Regions from separate parts of the Homo sapiens genome. Here region 2 is linked to region 1. Evidence: chromatin loops called from intact Hi-C (ENCODE). Cell type or tissue: breast epithelium. All regions are shown on one strand. Links, peaks and the distances in the headings refer to the core of each region. The heading gives the core; the rest is flanking DNA.

The links. A loop is a pair of places that touch in the nucleus more often than their neighbours do. Peaks named below come from ENCODE experiments on the same cell type or tissue, not always from the same donor. Only the 100,000 strongest peaks of a DNase experiment are listed, where the experiment ranks them.
Region 2: a loop joins it to region 1, with 8 times the contacts of the local background. A loop is called at or near these places in 1 of 110 quality-filtered maps.

Annotation. Positions count from the first base shown.
Region 1 is chr17:6,887,264-6,897,621 of GRCh38, reverse strand. It overlaps LOC124903908 (a long non-coding RNA gene), which reads left to right and starts at 2,676. Exons shown (of 2, transcript XR_007065597.1): 1 at 2,676-2,757; 2 at 3,066-4,382. It also overlaps the pseudogene ALOX12P2. RefSeq lists enhancers at 2,941-3,440, 3,441-3,942. In breast epithelium, for the core only: no CTCF peak of the experiment used is centred there; no DNase peak of the experiment used is centred there; H3K4me3 peaks cover 1,247 bases.
Region 2 is chr17:6,956,872-6,967,229 of GRCh38, reverse strand. No RefSeq gene overlaps it. Among named protein-coding and RNA genes, the nearest start is that of ALOX12, 34 kb to the left of the region's middle. In breast epithelium, for the core only: no CTCF peak of the experiment used is centred there; no DNase peak of the experiment used is centred there.

The sequences.
Region 1 (10,358 bases), core at 2,478-7,477:
AATCCAAATGTCACTTCTCTGTAACTTTCTTGATCTCTCAGCAGCACTTGAGACAGATAATCACGCGTCCCTCTTGAAACGCTTTCTTTTCCTGGCTGCCATGGATTGCACTTTTTGATTTTCCTCCTACCTCAATGAGGTTCCTTCTCTTGTTTCTTTTCTCACTCTGCTCCCTTCTCTCAGTCTGTAAATGTTGGTTCACCCTAGAGTTATATCTCGGTCAAATTCTCTACAAACCCTAGAGAACTTCATCCAGTACAATGACTTTGATACTTTTGTTTTCTAATGACTCTAAAATCTGTATTTTCAACCTACACCTCTTCTAGGAACTCCAGACTCACATATCCAGTTGCCCTCCTGACATGTGCAAATGGGTCTTTATAGGCATTGGAAGCCCCACATGGTCAGAAAATAACTCTTGATTCTTCTCCCCGCTAAGTAACATGGCTTCTTCTCTCATCTCCTCCCACTTCTTCTTCCTCCTCATCCCAACTCATGCCCTACACTTTAATCTCACCCAATCTCAGCCATTATCCATGTTCCCTTCTTTCCTCGCCTCTTTAGATCTTTGTGGCTGTAATGTTCCACCCCTCACTTGCCCACCTGGAAACCTCCTCAGCCAAAATTTCAACTCCTTTGCAAAACCTATTCTCACTTCTCCCCCCAACTCATAGTAAGTGTGTGTCCTGGGTGTTTCCATATTACTGTGTATGTGTACGCGTGTGTGTATGTATCTGTGTATGTGTCTCCACATATAAATTGATTGCTGCTAGACTGAAATGTACAAGGTTAGACTCTTTGTAGGAGTCTGAAATATGAAGGACAGTCAGATACAGAATGACAGAGATGCTGAAGTACCTTGTAGATAGGATGGAGGCTAGGCAAGCTTCTCATTGTAGCCACAGCAATAACCTCAGCAATCAAGTGTCCCCTCAGCAGATGTGACTGTAACTGCTGCAGCTGGAAATCAGAGCTCCGGACCCAGGTCTTGGCCAGGAGCCAGGCCATGGGGGGATGCGAGGGCAGAAAGAGCAGAGGTGGGGGACATCCGTGTCAAGGTGGCTGGAGCTAGAGCAGGAGAGAGAGTGGGGGCTGAGAACTTGTGTATCTAAGTCCCTAAAGGAGATCAGTGTCTGGTAGAAAAATACCTGGGCCCTCTCACCTGGATGACCATGGGTAAGAGTCCTCCATCAGGCTGAAGCTTCAGCATGACCAAAGGGGCTGCCACGCATTGCTGCTTAAAAATGATGACATTAGGCTTGACTCCATCCAGCAAGGAGAAATCCACTTCAAACAGAGATCCAGCCTACAGGGCCAGGGGCAGGAATAGAAAACAGGGTTGGAGTTGTTTCTGGAGCTGCCCTTCTCTCATTTTCCAGGGTGGATCCTTCCTCTACCCACCCAAGTCTTTTTTACTTTAAACACCAATCACTTTCTGCAGAACCAAAAAACTGAATGCAAAGTTTTCATGACTGATGTCTTCCTTCAGACTTGGAGCTCCCTGCAGCGAAGTTTCTGGTTTTCCACCACATAAGGCCACTGCATTCTTCACGTATCCCCTCTTCTGCCAGCTTTAGCCAATGTAGCAAAAATATTTCCTTTAGCTACCCATCTCCCCCCAAAAACAGATTCAGCTTTTAGCTCTCCAAGGCTTTGTTTAGTTTTTCTTGCTATTTCTCTCCAGAAGCTTGCGCTTTTCCCTAAGGCTGATATATGTTCAATGAAGAAGGAAGAGAGGAATGTGGAGAAAGAAAAGAAGATACAGGAGGAGATGTTGTAGATCAATGTTCTCAATCAGGGGCAATTCCTCCTCTCCCCAACCCCAGGACATTCAGCACTATCTAGACACATTTTTGGTTGTCACAACCGGGGGGATGCTGCTGGCATCAATGGGTAGAGGCCAGGAATGCTACTAAACACCCTACGATCCACAGGAAAGCCCCCCCCCCCCCCCCCCGCCAGCCAACAGAGAATTATGTGGTGCAGAATGTTAATAGTGCCAACGTTGAGAAACCTTGGGTGTAGATGGAGGAGATGAGAGAAGGGGCTGGAGATGGGAGGAGAAGGGAGGTGGGGGTAATGGCTGGGATGGTGGATGGGCAGAAAGCCCAGCAGCACCTGGAGTTCTTTCTCCAGCTGGGTCTTCAAGTCTTCCATCCCTGGAGGCAGCACCAGGCAGGCTGGGAGCCTTGAAGAACACCTCAGGAGCATGGGGTTTGCACCATTGAGAAACTGGTACCCAAAGAAGGCATCATTCTTCCAAGAATCATAAACCCGCTCTAGGAACATCAATTGGGGAGCACCCTGTGAGCTCTGAGCTCCGAACTCCTAATCCCACTGATCTAATCCTCCATCCCCCTCCTTTTTCAAATCCCTGGGTTGGAAGTCTGTATATTGGTTTTGGGAGGTTGTGAAAACTGACCAGCCAGGACAGTCTTTCCATGTGGGAATATTTTTTTGAAATCTTCCAGCCTTTTCACACAATTTATGAAATCCAGTGTCCCCTTAATGGCCAAGTCCTTCAACCTGTGGAAAGAATGGAGTGCAAGAAGATCAAGGAAGCATCCCACCTTGTGCCCTAGGAAGCAAGTGCCCAGCCTCTACCTGGTACTCACCCTTTTGCTAGGGAGACATTAAAGTCTAAATCCTTATCCTCGAGGAATCGCTCGTCCCTAGGAAGGTCCGGTTGCCTATTCCCTGCTATAGGCAGGATTAACCCATCTTTCCAGGAGCCCCACCTGGAGGAAGAACACACAGGTAGGGGTAAGGAGGCAGGTGGCAGGTTTCTTGGGATCTGGTAGGGGATCAAAGACTTCCTGGGGCTCAACGGTACACCTTCCTTCTTTCCTCGAGCTCCTGTTCCCGATATTTCTTAAACAGGTTCTGGGGGTCATCACTCACGGTCCGGGCTGGGGGAGAGGGACAAGAGCACATGCCCTCCCTGGTCACCCCTCCGCGCTCGGGTCTCCCCATCAGCCACCCTCCCCCTTCACTTCTCCCCATCTCCCTCATCTCTCATTTTCCCTCTTTTACAGTAGCCTCCCCCCACCCGCTTCTTCCTCCAGCCTGCCAGGGGCTGTGCCCCTTCTCCACCGAGCTCACCAGTACCCTCAGGCAGGCAGATAATTCCGTGGCCCTGCACCCAGCGGTAGCAGGGGAAAAAGGCCTCGCCTTGGGTCCCCGGGCCCTGCACTGAGATCCACTTGCAGAACCAGTCGAGACTCAACAGCACGTTGTGTTTGCGCAGCTTCACCATCAGGAGGCGCCCCAGGTGCAGGGGGACGTCGATCTCAAACTCTGCCTCCTGCGCGACAGTACACAGCTCAGGTTTTGGGGTCTTCAGGGAGGACGGCGGGGTCGGTGAACCTTCAGAGAATCCTGGCTCCGTTTCCCCTCCACAGCACAGCCGGGGAGAGGTGGAGGTGAGGAGGAGCAGCTGGTACTGCGGGGCGCCAGCCTCCCCCCGGGCCTGCCGTGCCCACCCCAGCGGGCGTCTCTGTCCTTCCGCTCGGGCAGGAAAATGCCTCTCATCTCTCCTGTTCCTCTCGCTTTTCCTATCAGGCGCACCAAGTGCACCCGACCTCAGCCCCTACCCCGCTTCCCAGGTTTCTCATGGGTGGGGCAGCAGCACCCTCCGAATGGCCCCGGCCCCCAGTGACACCTCTGAGTCCCAGGGCCCCAGCTCTCACCGCAGTCCGCGCTCACCTTTCCCCACACCGGTGGCAGCTGCTTCCCTAGGTCTGCCTCCCCGTGCTCGCCCACCAGCCATAGCTGCACCAGGTTGGGAGAGCCCGCCAGGAGCAAATCCCCGGTGGCTACGCGGACCGTGTACTTGCCCATCTTGCCCGGAGATCCGGGGAGAAATCAGCTTTAAAAGGATCTGAGACCCAGCTCCCAGGGAACCACGCCCAGCCCAGAGTGGCTGTTGTATTTGGGTTTCAGGCTCCCCACCTCCCACCCACAGATTCCTCCCCGACTAGGAGGAACGCTGGGACTGGCGCCAGGCTAGGGTCTCTGTATCCAGAGTTTCTCCCGGCGGCTCTGGAAAGGGCAGCCTCACCCTTATTCACTTGGCAAACACTCCCTGATGCCAGTTTCACACCCTGCCATGAGCCAAACACAGCAGCCTACGGACGATGACAGCTAAACACTAGCTCCCACCCAATTTTGGTGAATACATAAATAAGATTGCCACGGAAGTGAAATGGCTTGATCATAGGGGTATTTTTCAATGGAAAGTTGACACTCCCCAGACACTCCTGCTCACCCACGGCTCGCCTCTCTCCTGGACCTCCTGGGCTATCGTGAACAGAAGGGCTTGAACAGCCCTTCCACCTCCTCATGTTGAAAGAGAAATAAAGGGCCATTGTGTTTTCATTGAATGGGGGTCCATAATAAGAGCTCTTCTAGGTCTTTCTTGCATAAGCTACATCCAGATGAGTTGACATTTATTTGAAATAAATGTCTAGAACCTAAAGGTTCTTGTGGGGAAAAAAACTAAATGCAGCCTCTATTTAGATCTTTACAGTTTTCTCAAAACCTTTTATAGTTGTATGGCTGACTCCTAGTCATCAAATTGACAGTGACTTTTAAAAGATTATTGTTTATGTAGTCATAAAATATTCAACTTATTTTTAAAAAATACTGGTATGTTTATACTCCTATTTCATTAGTTTGTCTATAAATTTCATCATTACAATAACAAATATAACTGATATAAACAGTTTTTTTTTCTTTTGAGACAGTCTTGCTCTGTTACCCAGGCTGGAGTGCAGTGGCATGATCTCGGCTCACTGCCACCTCCGCCTCCTGGGTTCAAGCGATTCTCATGCCTCAGCCTCCTGAGTAGCTGGGATTACAGGCGCCCGCTACCACGCCTGGCTAATTTCTTTTTTGTATTTTTAGTAGAGATGGGGTTTCACCACGTTGGCCAGGCTGGTCTCAAACTCCTGACCTCAAGTCATCTACCCACATCACCCTCCCAAAGTGCTGGGATTACAGGCGTGAGCCACTGTGCCTGCCATAAACAGTTTTGGAAGTTTACACAACTATTCTTGATAAACATAAAGCTCAACTGGTGGACATCAAAGTGCCGGGCAGGTCAGTTTTTTTTTTTGGAGGAGATGGACAGTGTCAGTCTCCTGATAAGTTGGTGATGGGTAGGTAATTTAAAAGCTTCTATTATAAAATCTAGTCTCTCTGACACTGCCCTGTCCACTGCAGTCACATCTCCCAATACTGAAGAATCCTGAGAATACGAGCGGTCATGACACTTACTCACGTCATTCACCAGTAAAACCCTCTATCCTTCCTCCTCAAAATCAGGAATGCTCTCCTATCCTCCCCATTGACCCCCACCCCTCACAAGCTTCACCTCCACTCTGTGCCCTACCATTATCCTCTAGAGCCTCAACTTCTCTTTGAAGAAGATCCTTCTAACATTTTGGCAACATATTCCCTCCACTTAACCTCTAATTCCCATTTTCAGTTTCAGTCACCGACCAGTGCAATAACAGCTTAGACTTCATTTGTCACTTAAAACTCACCTATAGTATATTACCCATTTTGTGGTTTATCCACTCAGCCCATGAGCCACTCTCCCCTTCCTGAAGGTTCTGACTGGAGAGAGAAGAAAGAGAGAGAACAATTGAGTTTCTGAGGGTTTTCCAGGTCCTGTGAAATCCAGCTCAATTCTCTTCCTTGGGTTCTGTGAGACACCCAAGCGGCTTTCCAATAAATCCCACTTTGTTGCTTAAGTTAGCTTGAAGTAGGCTTCTAGAACAATTAACTCTACCATATATAAGACAAAAAAAAATTCCTGTCAGAAGGGAATTGCAGTGAGTCTCAAGAGTTGAAGTATAAACATGAACTTGTGTTCCTTTTCTAATAACTCTTCCTTTCTCCTGAGTAGCGGTTTGCTTAACAGTTTCGTGGCCAACTCCACAATTTTCCAATCATTCTTGTTTAATAGTATACTCTTGTTTCAATATTCAAGATTGCTTCTTTTATAGCTTCCATATCAAAGTCCATTCTAGACTCATCTCCTTGCCTCCAGCCTCCTTTCCTAAACTATGTTCCTCTCCACCTGTCCTAACTCAAGCTAAACCTGTTTTTGAACCTAGAGGCTTACAGTAAAGGAGAGGGCTTATCTTTTTATCTTTTTTTTTAAAAATGAACTTTCCCTTTTTTCTCTCTCTTTGAGTCTCATATTCTCATACATCTCCTATGAAGGAAGCAAAGAGAGAATGAAGAAACCACTTAGTAAGTAGTCAAATGTATCTCTGCCATCTGCTACTGGCTACCTGTGTGAACATTATATGGTTCTTATAAGCAATGTTTGGTTTTCTTGGAGCAATGTTCAGCTTCATGCCTATCTTTGCTACCAAAAGAACTCCTTCTAGAATGAAATCCGTATTTCATCGGGACACTATCCCAACGTCATTTTCAGGTTGGATGTTCCATTGTTTAGCCTGGAGAAACTGCAGTCTGATGGTTTCTGCCCTTCTGCTAGTCTCCACGACCCTTCATATGGAGCCACAGGAATCCCTGACATGCTCTTGTTTACCCTTTAAGGGCTGCAGAGAAGTAAAATGAGTTGAAAATGGCCTGCATCTTCTTCTAAGGCACAATACATTATGATTATTTCAGGCTTGGCACTCTTGACCAGTGTCTCATTAAAAAATGCTCAGTGAAATTTCTTCATTCAAACAGTAGCAAACATGAGTTGCTATATTAAAATATGCTCCCAAATTCAGAAAATACATGCCAAATAGCCCCTTCTTCTCCATAATGGAGGAATAAGACTGTGCAATGCTCTATACTGCTAAGATCTCAGAACTCTTCCATAATAACTTTCAGTATTCTACACCTCAGTGATGGTACTAGGAGATTCATATTCTGCCAATTTTCCCATATCAGTCAAGGACTCAATATAAAACAGTTGGAACACTTAAATTAGAATAATTAGAGGAGGGTTTATTTACAAAGGAACAACTTATGGTGGATAGGGTGTGATGGAACCAAAAAGGGATAGTGCAGGAGCCTGAGGCTGGCAGCAGTGTAGCTGGCACCATCCCTGGGCCCAAAGGAAAGAGGAAAGAGAGAAGTAACTAGCCGAAGGGTATGAAAGCTCATAATAGTATCCTTCCAGGGAAGAAAGAAGAAAGCATAAAGATAGAAAATAGATTTAAAGAGACCAAGTAGCTGTGTTGAGGAAACTCAAATTCAAGATAACACAGAGAAGGAATTCAGAATCCTATCAGATACATTTAACAAAGGGATTGAAATAATTTAAAAGAATCAAGAAATTCTCAGGGTGAAAAATGTAATTGATATACTGAAGAGTGCATCAGAGTCTCTTAACGGAAGAATAGACTAAGCAGAAGAAAGAATTAGCTTGAAGACAGGCTATTTGAAAATAGTCAAATAAAAAAATAAAGAAATAAAAAATGAAAATACACAATCAGAAGGGACAAAAGAAAAAATAATAAAAAAGAATGAAGCACATCTATGAGATCTAGAAAACAGCCCCAAAGGGGCAAATCTAAGAGTTATTGGCCTTAAAGAGGAGGTAGAGAAAGAGATAGGAGTAAAAAGTTTAAAGGGATAATAACAGTAAACTTCCCAAACCTAGAGAAAGATATCAAAATCCTAATACAAGAAGGTTATAGAACACCAAGCAGATTTAACCCAAAGAAAACTACCTCAAGGCTTTTAATAATCAAACTACCAAGGGTCAAGCATAAAGGAAAGATTCCAACAGCAGCAAGAGAAAAGAAGCAAATAACATAAAATGGAGCTCCAATAGGTCTCACAGCAGACTTTTCAATGGAAACCTTACAGGCCAGGAGAGAGCGGCATGACATATGTAAAGTGCTGAAGGAAAAGAAAACATTTACTCTAGAATAATACATATCGTGAAAATATCCTTCAAATGTGAAGAAGAAATAAAGACTTCCCCAGACAGACAAAAGCTGAATGATTTCATCAACACAAGACCTGATCTACAAGAAATGCTAACGAGTTCTTCAATTTGAAAGAAAAGGACATTAATGAGCAATAAGAAATCATCTGAAGGTCCAAAACTCATTGGTAATAGTAAGTACACAGAAAAACACAGAATATGAAAACACTGTAACTGTGATTTGTAAACTACTCTTTTTTTTTTTTTTTTCCAGGTTCAAGTGATTCTCCTGCCTCAGCCTCCCAAGTAGCTGGGACTACAGGCATGCGCCACCACGCCCAGCTAATTTTTGTATTTTTAGTAGAGACGGGGTTTCACCATGTTGGCCAGGATGGTCTTGATCTCTTGGCAGGATGGTCTTGATCTCTTGACCTCGTGATCCACCCACCTCGGCTTCCCAAAGTGCTGGGATTACAGGCGTGAGCCACCGCGCCCAGCCTTGTAAACTAGTCTTATACTAAATAGACCAAAAGATCAACCAATTGAAAATAATAACTAAAAGAAATTTTCAAGGGATGCATAGTACATTAAGATATAAATAGAAACAACAAAAAGTTAAAATGTGGGGGATGAAGTTAAGGCATAGAGTTATTATTAGTTTTCTTTTTGCTTGTTTATGCAAGCACTATTAGGTTGTGATAACAGTGATAAGCTTAAAATAATGGCTTATAAAATAGTGCTGGAAAATCTCATGGTAACTCAAATCACAAACATACAACAAATAGACACAAAAGTAAAAAGCAAGAAATTAAATCATACCACCAGAGAAAATCACCTTTACTAAAAGGAAGACAAGAAGAAAGGACGAAGAGAAGACCACAAAACAATCAGAAAACAAATAATAAAATGGCATGAATATTACTTATCAGTAATAACATTGGATGTAAATGTACTAAACTCTCCAATCAAAAGACATAAAATGAAGATTCAGTGATCTGTCGCTTAGAAGAAACACACTTCATTTATGGAAGACACATACAGACTAAAAATGATGTAAAAAGATATTCCATACCAATGGAAACTAAAAAGGAGCAGAAGTAGCTACACTTACATCAGACAAAATAGATTTCAAGACAAAAACTATAAGAAGAGACAAAGAAGGTCATTATATAATGATAAGGGGATCGACTCAGCAAGAGGATAACAATTACAAATGTATATGCATCCAACACTGGAACACGCAGATATATAAAGGAAAGATTACCAGAGCTAAAGAGACAGACCAATAATAGCTGGAGACGCCAACACCCCACTTTTGGCACTGGAGAGATCTTCCAGACAGAGAATCAATAAAGAAATATCACACCTAATGTGCACTATAGACCAAATGGACCTCATAAATATTTACAGAACATTTCATCCAACAGCTGCAGAATACACATTCTTTTCCTCAGCACATGAATTATTCTCAAGGATAGATCATATGTTAGGTCACAAAGCAAGTGTTAAAACATTCAAAAAATTGAAATAATATCAAGCATCTTCTCTGACTACAATGAAATAAAAGTAGAAATCAATAAAAGGAGAAATTTTAGAAACTATACAAATACATGGAAATTAATATGCTCCTGAATGACCAGTGGGTCAATGAAGAGGTTAAGGGGGAAATTGAAAAGTTTTCTGAAACAAATGTTAATGGAAACACAACATGCCAAAACCTATGGGATACAACAAAAGAAGTACTAAGAGGGAAGTTTATAACTAAAAGCATCTACATCGAAAAAGAAAAAAAAACTTCAAACAAATTACCTAACAATGCATCTTAAAGAACTAGAAAAGCAAGAGCAAACCAAACCCAGAATTAGTAGAAGAAAAGATAATAAAAATCAGAGCAGAATTAAAGATTTTGAAATAAAGTAGCACAAAAGATCAATGAAACAAAAAGTTGGTCTTTGAAAAGATAAACAAAATTGACAAATCTTTAGACAGAATAAGAAAAAAAAGAGAGAGGAGCCAAATAAGATTAGAAATGAAAAATGAGACATTAGAACAAATGCCACAGAAATTCAAAGGCTCATTAGTGGCTATTATGAGCAACTATATGCCAATAAATTGGAAAATCTAGAAGAAATTGATAAATTCCTACATATGTACAACCTACCCAGATTGAACCAGGAAGAAATCCAAAACCTGAACAGACTAATAACAAGGTATGAGATAGAAACTGTTAATAAAAAAATAAAAATTTTCCCAGCAAAGAAAAAGCCAGGACCCAATGGCTTCACTGCTGAATTGTACCAAACATTTGGAGAAGAATTAATACCAATCCTACTCAAACTATTACAAAAAGTATAGGAGGGGGGAATACTTGCAAACTCATTCTATGAGGCTAGATCTATCCTGATACCAAAAGCAGACAAAGACGCACCAAAAAATAAAACTACAGGCCAATATT
Region 2 (10,358 bases), core at 2,020-7,019, 70 kb before region 1:
GAATAGTAACTAGTAAGCACTGGTTTAGTGTATGATAATAACTACTATTATTATGACCCACTGTCTACTGGGAAAAGAAGCCTTGCAGTGAAAACACAAATAAAATGTGTAAGAATCCTGACTGGCATGGCCAGGTGCGGTGGCTCATGCCTGTAATCCCAGCACTTTGGGAGGCCGAGGCGGGTGGATCACCTGAGGTCGGGAGTTTGAGACCAGCCTGACCAACATGGAGAAACCCCGTCTGTACTAAAAATACAAAATTAGCCGGGCGTGGTAGTGGGCGCCTGTAATCCCAGCTACTCGGGAGGCTGAGGCAGGAGAATCACTTGAACCTGGGAGGCGGAGGTTGTGGTGAGCTGAGATTGCTCCATTGCACTCCAGCCTGGGCAACAAGAGCAAAACTCTATCTCAAAAAAAAAAAAAAAAAAAAAAAAAAAAAGAATCCTGACTGAAGCCTAGGAGCACAGAGATTGGAAGAGTCAGGGGAGTTTTCAATGAGAAGTTAATACTGAAGTCTTTAGACTACTTTTATTCAGGTATGATTGATATGAAAAGCTATTCCTATTTAATTATCACATATCAATGAATTTGCAGTTAAATATATGCCTGTGAAACCAACACTACCATCAAACCCATCGTCATCTCCCAAAGTTTCCTCCTGTCCCCTTCTGTGATAATGATGATGATGATGATGATGATGTGTGGCTCTTTTTTTTTTTTGGCAAGAACACTTACCATAAAATCTACTCTTTTAGCAATTTTAAGTACAAAATACAGCATCGTTAGCTACAGGCGGTATGCCATATAATAGATTTCCAGAACTTATTTATCTTGCATAATTGAAGCTTCGTACTCTGTAATTACCACTTCCTCATTTTCCCCTCCCTGCATCCCTTGTTTTTTTTTTTTTTTTTTTTTTTTTTTTTTTGAGACAGAGTCTCACTCTGTTGCCCAGGCTGGAGTACAATGGCATGATCTCAGCTCACTGCAACCTCTGCCTCCTGGGTTCAAGCGATTCTCCTGCCTCGGCTTCCTGAGTAGCTGGGACTACAGGCACCCGCCACCATGCCCAGCTAATTTTTGTGTTTTTACTAGAGACGGGGTTTCACCATGTTGGCCAGGCTGGTCTCGAACTCCTGACCTCAGGTAATCTGCCCACCTCGTCTTCCCAAAGTGCTGGGATTACAGGCGTGAGCCACCGCGCCTGACCGACATTTGTTATTTTTGAATTTTTGATAATACTCATGCTAACAGGTATGAGATTATGTCTCACTGTGATTTTGATTTGCATTTCCTTGATGATGACTGATGTTCAACACCTTTTTATATACCTGTTGGGCATTTGTATGTCTCCTTTGGAAAAATGTTTATTCAGGTATTTTGCCCACTTTAAACATCAGGTTTTTTTTTTTTTTTTTGCTGTTGAGTTGTATGAGTTCCTTATACATTTGGAATATTAACCCCTTATCAGATACATGGTATGCAAATGTTTTCTCCCATTCTGTGGTTGCCTTTTCATTTTGTTGATTGTTTTCTTTGCTGTGTAGAAACTTTTTAGTTTGATATAATTCTATTTATTTTTGCTGTTGTTGCTTGTGCTTTTGGTACCATATCCAAAAATGGATATGGATTTTGATGGACCCCCCAAATTATTGTCAAAACCAATGTCATAGAGCTTTCCTGTATGTTTTCTTCTAACATTTTTATGATTTCAGGTCTTACATTTAAGTCTTTAATCCATTTTGAGTTGACTTTTGTGTATGTTATAAATAAGGTCTAATTTCATTTTTTTAATGTTTATGTTCAGCTCTTTTGTTTTTGCTCACAATTTCTTTAGATATTAGAAGTCTTTTGTAGCTCAATACAAGTTTTAGGATTTCTTTTTTCTATTTCAGTGAAAAATGCCATTGGAATTTTGAAAGGGGTTGCAGCGAATCTTTAGATCACTTTGGGTAGTAGAGACATTTTGATAATATTGATTTTTCCTATTCATGGACATGGGATTTTGTGGAATAGGTTTACTGTGCACTGATTACCAACTTCCCTGAGTCCAGTAAGACTGAACACACTTATACGCAGCAAATTAAATATAGTGGATTTATTACCTACAGATAGGCAGCAAGGGACAACAGAAACCCAGTGTTCATTGCAAGCATTCCCGGAGTCTCTGGAAAACTGCTTGTGGTGGATGGAGTGTCATATGTGCATGCTCCACCTGCATTGCAGCTGAGGGACCTCCTCAAAAAAAGCAGCCTGCCCTGGCTTTTTTTTTTTTTTTTTTTTGGAGACAGAGTCTCACTCTGTTGCCCAGACTGGAGTGCAGTGGCATGATCTTGGCTCAGTGCAACCTCCGCCTCCTGGGTTCAAGGGATTCTCCTGCCTCAGCCTCCTGTATAGCTGGGACTACATGAGTGTGCCATCAGGCCTGGTTAATTTTTGTATTTTTAGTAAAGATGGGGTTTCGCCCTGTTGCCCAGGCTGGTCTCAAACTCCTGGCCTCCCAAAGTGCTGGGATTACAGGTATGAGCCACTGCACCTGGCTGGCTTTTTTTTAATACCCTGGGGTATGTGACATACTGGGCTAAATCACTGAAGGACATCTTATTTCTAGGGGAGACTGGAATAGAGCCTGGGCTATTCTGGCCAACTCCTTATCTCAGGATGGCGAATTCCCAGCACATTTTATAGTTATTCTTGGGAACTACAAGCAAGAAAGGGGAAGAACTAAGTCAGTGCAAGTCTACCTCCTCCCTAAATAACTGTCCTGCAGATATCTTTCCATTTATTTGTGACTTTCCAATATATTTCATTAATGTTTTATAGTTTTCAGTGTATAGGTCTTTCACCTCCTTATTTAAGTGTATTCCTAAGTATTTTATTCTTCCTGATGTTATTGTAGATGGAATTGTTATCTTAATTTCTTTTTTGGATAGTTCGTTGTCAGGGTATAGAAATGCTACTGATACTGTAGGTTGGTTTTTGTATCCTGCAACTTTACTGAATTCATTTATTAGTTTTAGCAGTTTTTTTGGTGGAATCTTTAGGGTTTTCTACATATAAGATCATGTTAGCAAATGAGACAATTTAACTTCTTCCTTTTCTATTTGGATGCCATTTCATTCTTTTTCTTGCCTAATTGCTCTGGCTAGGCCTTCTAGTACTATGTTGAATAGAAGTGGTGAGAATGGATATCCTTGTCTTGTTCCTGGTCTTAGAGGAAAACTTGACTTTCACTGTTGAGTATGATGCTAGCTGTGGGCTTGTCATGTATGGCCTTCTTATGTTGAGTTACATTGTTCAGTACTTAATTTGTAAAAAGATTTTATCATGAAAAGATGCTAAGTTTTGTCAGATGCTTTTCTGTATCTATTGAGATGATCATTTTTATCCTTCATTCTGTTACTGTAATATGGATCACATTTATTGATTTGTGTATTTTGAACCATTTTCGCATCCCAGGAATAAATCTAACTTGATCATGGTGTATTATTCTTTTAATGGATTGTTGAATTTTGTTTGCTAGTATTTTGTTGAGGATTCTTGCATTTGTGTTTATCAGGGATATTGTCTCGTATTTTTCTTTTCTTGTAGTGTTCTTATCTGGCTTTGGGATCAGGGTAATGCTGGTCTTGTAGAAACAGTTTAGAAGTGTTCCCTCCTCTTTAATTTTTGGAAAAAACTGAGAAAGATTGGCATTAATTCTTTTTAAAGGTTTGTAGAATTCACCAGTGAAGCCATCTAGTCTTTGTTAGTGCTCTGTTCAGATTTTGTATTTCTCCTGACTTAGTTTTTGTAGGTTGTAAGTTCTGAGAATTTATCCATTTTTTTATGCTACCCAATTTGTTGGTGTATAATTGCTCACAGTAACCTCTTCTGATCCTTTGTATTTTCATGGTATCAGTTGGAATGACTCATCCTTCATATATAATTTTATTTATATCTCATCTCTTTCTTAGTTTAGCTAAAGGTTTGTCAATTTTGTGTTTTTCAAAAACCCAACTCTTTGTTTCATTGATTTCTCTTTATTATTTTTCTAGTCTCTATTTCATTTATTTCTGGTCTAAATTTTATTATTCCTTTTGCTAACTTTGGGCTTTGTTCTTATTTTTGTATTTCTTTGGGGTGTAACTTTAGGTTGTTTATGTGAGAACTTTTCTTTTATTAACGTAATCATTTGTTGCTATAAACTTCCCTCCAATAACTGCTTTTGCTGCATCCCATACATCCCATTTTGGTTTTTGTTTGTTTGTTTGTTTGTCTCAAGATATTTTTGTCTCTTCTTTTAATTTCTTCTTTGACCCATTGGTTTTTCAGGAGTGTGTTGCTTAATTTCTGCATATTTGTGAGTTTTCCAATTTTCCTCCTATTATTCCTAGTTTCATTTCATTGTGATTGGAAAAGATATTTCATATGATTTCAATCTTCGTAAATTTGTTAAGACTTATTTTGTTGCTTAACATGTGATCTATCCTGGAGAATGTTCCATGTGGGCTTAAGAAGAATGTGTATTTTGCTTCTGTTGGATAGAATGTCACGTATATGTTCATTGGATCTGTTTGGTATCTAGTGTTTAATTCCACTGTTTCCTTATTTATTTTCTGTCTGGATGATCCAACCATTGTTGAGTGGGGGTATTGATTTCTTCTATTATGTATTGCTGTTTTATGTCTTCCTGATGAATTGACCCTTTTGTTAGTATATATAATGACCTTCTTTGTCTCTTATGACAGTTTTTGACCTGAAGTCTATTTTGTCACATGTAAGTATAGCCACCTTTGCTCTCTTTGGTTATCATTTTTATGGGATGTGTTTTTCATCCATTCACTTTCAGGCTATTTGTGTCCTTAAATCTAAAGTGAGTCTCTTGTAGACAGTATATAGTTGGGTCTTATTTTTAAAAGTCCATTTATTGACCCGGTGCAGTGGCTCAGGCCTGTAATCCCAGCACTTTGGGAGGCCAAGGCAGGTGGATCACCAGGTCAGGAGTTCAACACCAGCCTGGCCAAGATGGTGAAACCCCATCTCTACTAAAAATACAAAAATTAGCTGGGCATGGTGGTGGGTGCCTGTAATCCCAGCTACTCGGGAGGCTGAGGCAGAGAATTGCTTGAACCTGGGAGGTGGAGGTTGCAGTGAGCTGAGATCAGGCCACTGCACTCCAGCCTGGGTGAGACAGCGAGACTCCATCTCAAAAAAAAAAAAAAAAAAAATTCCGTTTATCCACTGTATGCCTCTTAATGAGAGAATTTAGTCTATATACATTTAAAGTAATAATTGATAGGTAAGGACTTACTATTGCTATTTTGTTAATTGTAGTTCCTTTCTTCCTCTCTCGTTGTCTTCCTTTGTGGCTTTATTATTATTATTGTTTGTGGTGGTATGCTTTGATTCTTTTCTTTTTATCTTTTGTGTATCTACTACAGGATTTTTTTTGTGATTACCACGAGGCTTACATAAAACATCTTGTAGTTGTAATAGTCTATTTTAAGCTGATAACAACTTAATTTTTATTACATACAAAGACTATATACTTTTACTCCTCCCCCCACATTTTATATTATTTATATCACAATTTACAGCTTTTTATATTGTGTATCGAACTATATACCATCATCATGGTATTAGAGAATTGTGAGTTTGACTATATACTTACCTTTATCAGTGAGTGTATGTTTTCATGTTGCTGATACATATTCCTTTCATTTCAACTTGAAGGTCTCCCTTTCATATTTCTTGTAAGGCAAGTCCAGGGGTGATGAACTTCCTCAGTTTTGGTTTGTCTGGGAAGGTCTTTATCTTTCTTTCCTTTTTGAAAGATGGCTTTGCTGAGTATGTTTTTGGTTGGCAGTTTTTTTTCTTCCAGCACTTTGAGTATATCATTCCACTCTATCTTGGTCTGCAGGGTTTTTGGTGAGAAACCCACTGATAATCTTGTGGAGGTTTCTTTGTATGTGTTGAGTTGTTTTTCTTTTGCTGCTTTAAAAATTCTCTGGTAAAAGGAATTTGAGGAGATAAAAAATAATTAAAACAAAACAAAAGGAAGAAAATTCTTTCTTTGTCTTTGATTTTTGACTATTTGATTATAATGTGTCTTGGTGAAGACCTCTTTATTCTCAATGTATATGGAATTCTTTGGGCTTAATGGATCTGAGTGTTTTTTTTTTCTCTTTACAGATTTGGAAAGTTTTCTGTCATTATATTTTATTTATTTATTTATTTATTTATTTATTATTATTATACTTTAAGTTTTAGGGTACATGTGCACAATGTGCGGGTTAGTTACATATGTATACATGTGCCATGCTGGTGCGCTGCACCCACTAACTCGTCATCTAGCATTAGGTATATCTCCCAATGCTATCCCTCCCCCCTCCCCCCAACCCACAACAGTCCCCAGAGTGTGATGTTCCCCTTCCTGTGTCCATGTGTTCTCATTGTTCAATTCCCACCTATGAGTGAGAATATGCGGTGTTTGGTTTTTTGTTCTTGCGATAGTTTACTGAGAATGATGATTTCCAATTTCATCCATGTCCCTACAAAGGACATGAACTCATCATTTTTTATGGCTGCATAGTATTCCGTGGTGTATATGTGCCATTTTCTTAATCCAGTCTATCATTGTTGGACATTTGGGTTGGTTCCAAGTCTTTGCTATTGTGAATAGTGCCGCCATAAACATACGTGTGCATGTGTCTTCATAGCAGCATGATTTATAGTCCTTTGGGTATATACCCAGTAATGGGATGGCTGGGTCAAATGGTATTTCTAGTTCTAGATCCCTGAGGAATCGCCACACTGACTTCCACAGTGGTTGAAATAGTTTACAGTCCCACCAACAGTGTAAAAGTGTTCCTATTTCTCCACATCCTCTCCAGCACCTGTTGTTTCCTGACTTTTTAATGATTGCCATTCTAACTGATGTGAGATGGTATCTCATTGTGGTTTTGATTTGCATTTCTCTGATGGCCAGTGATGGTGAGCATTTTTTCATGTGTTTTTTGGCTGCATAAATATCTTCTTTTGAGAAGTGTCTGTTCATGTCCTTCAATAAGCTTTCTTTCCCTTTCTCTTTCTCTGGTCCTTTTGGGATTTCTATAATATTTATATTAGTTTGCTTGATGTTTTCCCATAAGTCCAGCAGAGTTGAGCCAGCTGCTAAGATCCATGCCTGTTGTTAATGTTCATGTTCTCTCTGCAGCATTTAATGTGGGCCATGCACAGTGGTGTGTTGGGCCCCATACATGGTGGGGTGGGGCATGCAGGTTGCATAGACTCGTTGGGTGGAGGGTCCTCACGTGAGTCATCTGGTGGGATTTGTGGGCAAGTCTCCTGCTGGAGTCTGTGAGCTAAGTGGCAGAATCTGTGGTTGGTTGTTGAAACCACATGCTGGTTGCTGTGCAGTCCATTCCCTTCTCCCTGTTCCTAGATGATCAGTCATGCTGATCATCTGTATTCTGGGCAGGGAGACAGAAGTGAGCCTCCCGGGCAATGTTCTTCTTGCTGATCATCTGTATTCTGTATTCAGTGTTCTTCATGCTCATCATCTGTATTCTGTATTCAGTGTTCTTCATGCTGATCATCTGTATTCTGGGCAGGGAGACAGAAGTGAGCCTCCTGGGCAATGTTATTCAAGTCTGGGGAAGCCAGGTGTTGACTATGCTTTTACCTTCCCCTGTGGAGAGATTGAAAGCCAAAGGAGCTTCTCTCAGCACAAGCTGTGCCTCCTTGGGGGAGGGCTGATGCAGGTAAAGTGGAACTGCACTTCTTACCCTTTTCGATGCTTCCACTCTTGGGTTGATTTGCTCCAGTGGGGTGCTGGAACCTCAGCCAGACTCCAGGCCTCCCACATAATGATTCTCATCTGTCACTGCCTGCCTTAACTGGTGTTTCTATGGGGGGATGAGAGCTGGAACATCCTATTCTGCCATGTTACTGATTTCACTCCTGGACTGAATTTTGAAGAATGAACAGAACTCACTACTAGATGTATGAAGAGAAAATCGCATCCTAAACAGAGGGAACTCCAGGTACAAAGGCAGAGAAATTTAATATATCAAGGTGCTTGTGATGGACAGTTAAGTTTTTTGTGGGACTTGGATGTAGGTTTCATGGAAGGAGACAGTGGGAGTATGTAATTGGAAAGTTAGTCAGGGGCCAGATTACCATGGGCTCATATGTACAGTGAAAACTATAAAAGAAAATGGAAAACTCGTGATGACTCTGCTTATTGAACTTTACCAGCGAAGACTTTTCTTTCTATCTGAGCAGGATTTTAGACATGGATTCATCAATGCGCAGTTGCAGTACTGTACATGGGAGAAGTCAGGAGTGATAGTTGAGCTAAGAGATAGAGACATCCGTAGAGGTATGTACCGTCACAGTTTGTGAGACAGGCAATAAGAGGAGTTCATTCAACTAATTCATTCAACTAATATTTGCTAAGTATCTACCACAAACTCCCAAACTTCTAGAAATTGAAGACACAGCAGTAAACAAAGAGACAAAAATCCCACTCTTATTCTGTTACACACCATATATTTACTATATATATATATATTCTGGAGTATTTAAAAGCAAATCCCAGACATCATGTCATTTCACCTTTGAATATTTTAGTATATGTCTCTAACTGATAAGGACTTTAAAAATACATAGCCTTCATACATAACTACCATATCATTTATCATATCATAATATATAATACCATGATATTATTTAATAGTTATTATGCATTTATATTTTCACTTATGTTTAAAAATGTCTTTTTAAAATTAGTTACTTTGGGCCAGGTGTGGTGGCTCACACCTGTGATCCCAGCCCTTTGGGAGGCCCAGGCAGGTGGATCACTTGAGGGCCAGGAGTTTGCATCCAGCCTGGTCAACATAGTGAAACCCCATCTGTACTAAAAATACAAAAATTAGCCGGTCGTGTTGGCGTGCACTTGTAGTCCCAGCTACTCGTGAGGCTGAGGCAGGAGAATCGCTTGAACCCGGGAGGCGGAGGTTGCAGTGAGCAGAGAGTGCGCCATTTGCACTCCATCCTGGGCGACAGAGCGACTCTGTATCAATCCATCAATCAATCAATCAATCAGTCAATCAAATTAGGTGCCTTGAATCCAGGTTCAAATCCAGGGCCACATACTGTATTTGGTCTCTTGTCTCTATTAAAATCTAACAGTTCCCTAGCCTTCCTTTGGTATCCTTTTATGTCTCTTAAATTTTTTTTTTTTTTTTTTTTTGAGCTGGAGTCTCACGCTGGAGTGCAGTGGCACAATCTCAGCTCACTGCAAGCTCCGCCTCCCGGGTTCACGCCATTCTCCTGCCTCAGCCTCCCAGGTAGCTGGGACTACAGGTGCCCACCACCACGCCCAGCTAATTTTTTGTATTTTTAGTACAGATGGGATTTCACCGTGTTGGCCAGGATGGTCTCGATCTCCTGACCTCGTGATCCACCTGCCTTGGCTTCCCAAAGTGCTGGGATTACAGGCGTGAGCCACCGCACCTGGCCTTCAAATTTTTTTATTTTAAAATTATCATACAGTAAAATTAGCTTTTTGGTATACAGTTCTACACATTTTAACACCTGTATAGATTCATGTAACCACGACCACGGTGAGTATACACAACAGTTTTTTCACCTGTGTGTGTGGGGTAGGAGGGGATTTGGTGGTTGATCCTCTATGACACACTGTTAGGCACCCCCTTGATTGTTGCTCTATGGCTCACCTTTCCACATTGAACCTCCCAGGGCCGAGCCTTTCCAGGTTCTGCGGGGGTTTAGTGGCTCACTTGCCATTGCGTTATTCTTCTTCAGGGTAAGGAAGATTGAATTGCCCAAGCTTCCACATCGTATTGTGGAATTCAGACTCGAACCCAGGTTTTCCATCTTCAAACTTCTGTGTTTAAAATTTATTGTATAAAACTAGAAAAAACCCTGAGCACATAAGAGTACCAGAAGAACCAATTTCAGAATATAGATGCAGGATTCCTAAATAAAACAGTAACCAACTGAATCTAGCACAAATTAATGAAAAATATGTGCATGGTAGATAACTCAATACATAAATATGAAGTAAAATGAGGTACCATTTTTGTGCAGAGGTTACTAACTTGGCAGAGATTTTAAGAGAAATACTACCAACTATAGGCAATGGATGGAGAAAATAGGCATTCTTATATGTTTCTGGTGTGAAACCAAATTGGTACCACCTTTCAAGGGGTCAATTTTACTATATATAACAAAACTCTTAATATTCCATGCAACTTTTAATCCAGAAGTTCCACCTCTAGGAATTTATTTTCAGGAAGCAATCATGATATTCACAAAAATTTAGCTATGAGGATATTCATTTCAGTGTT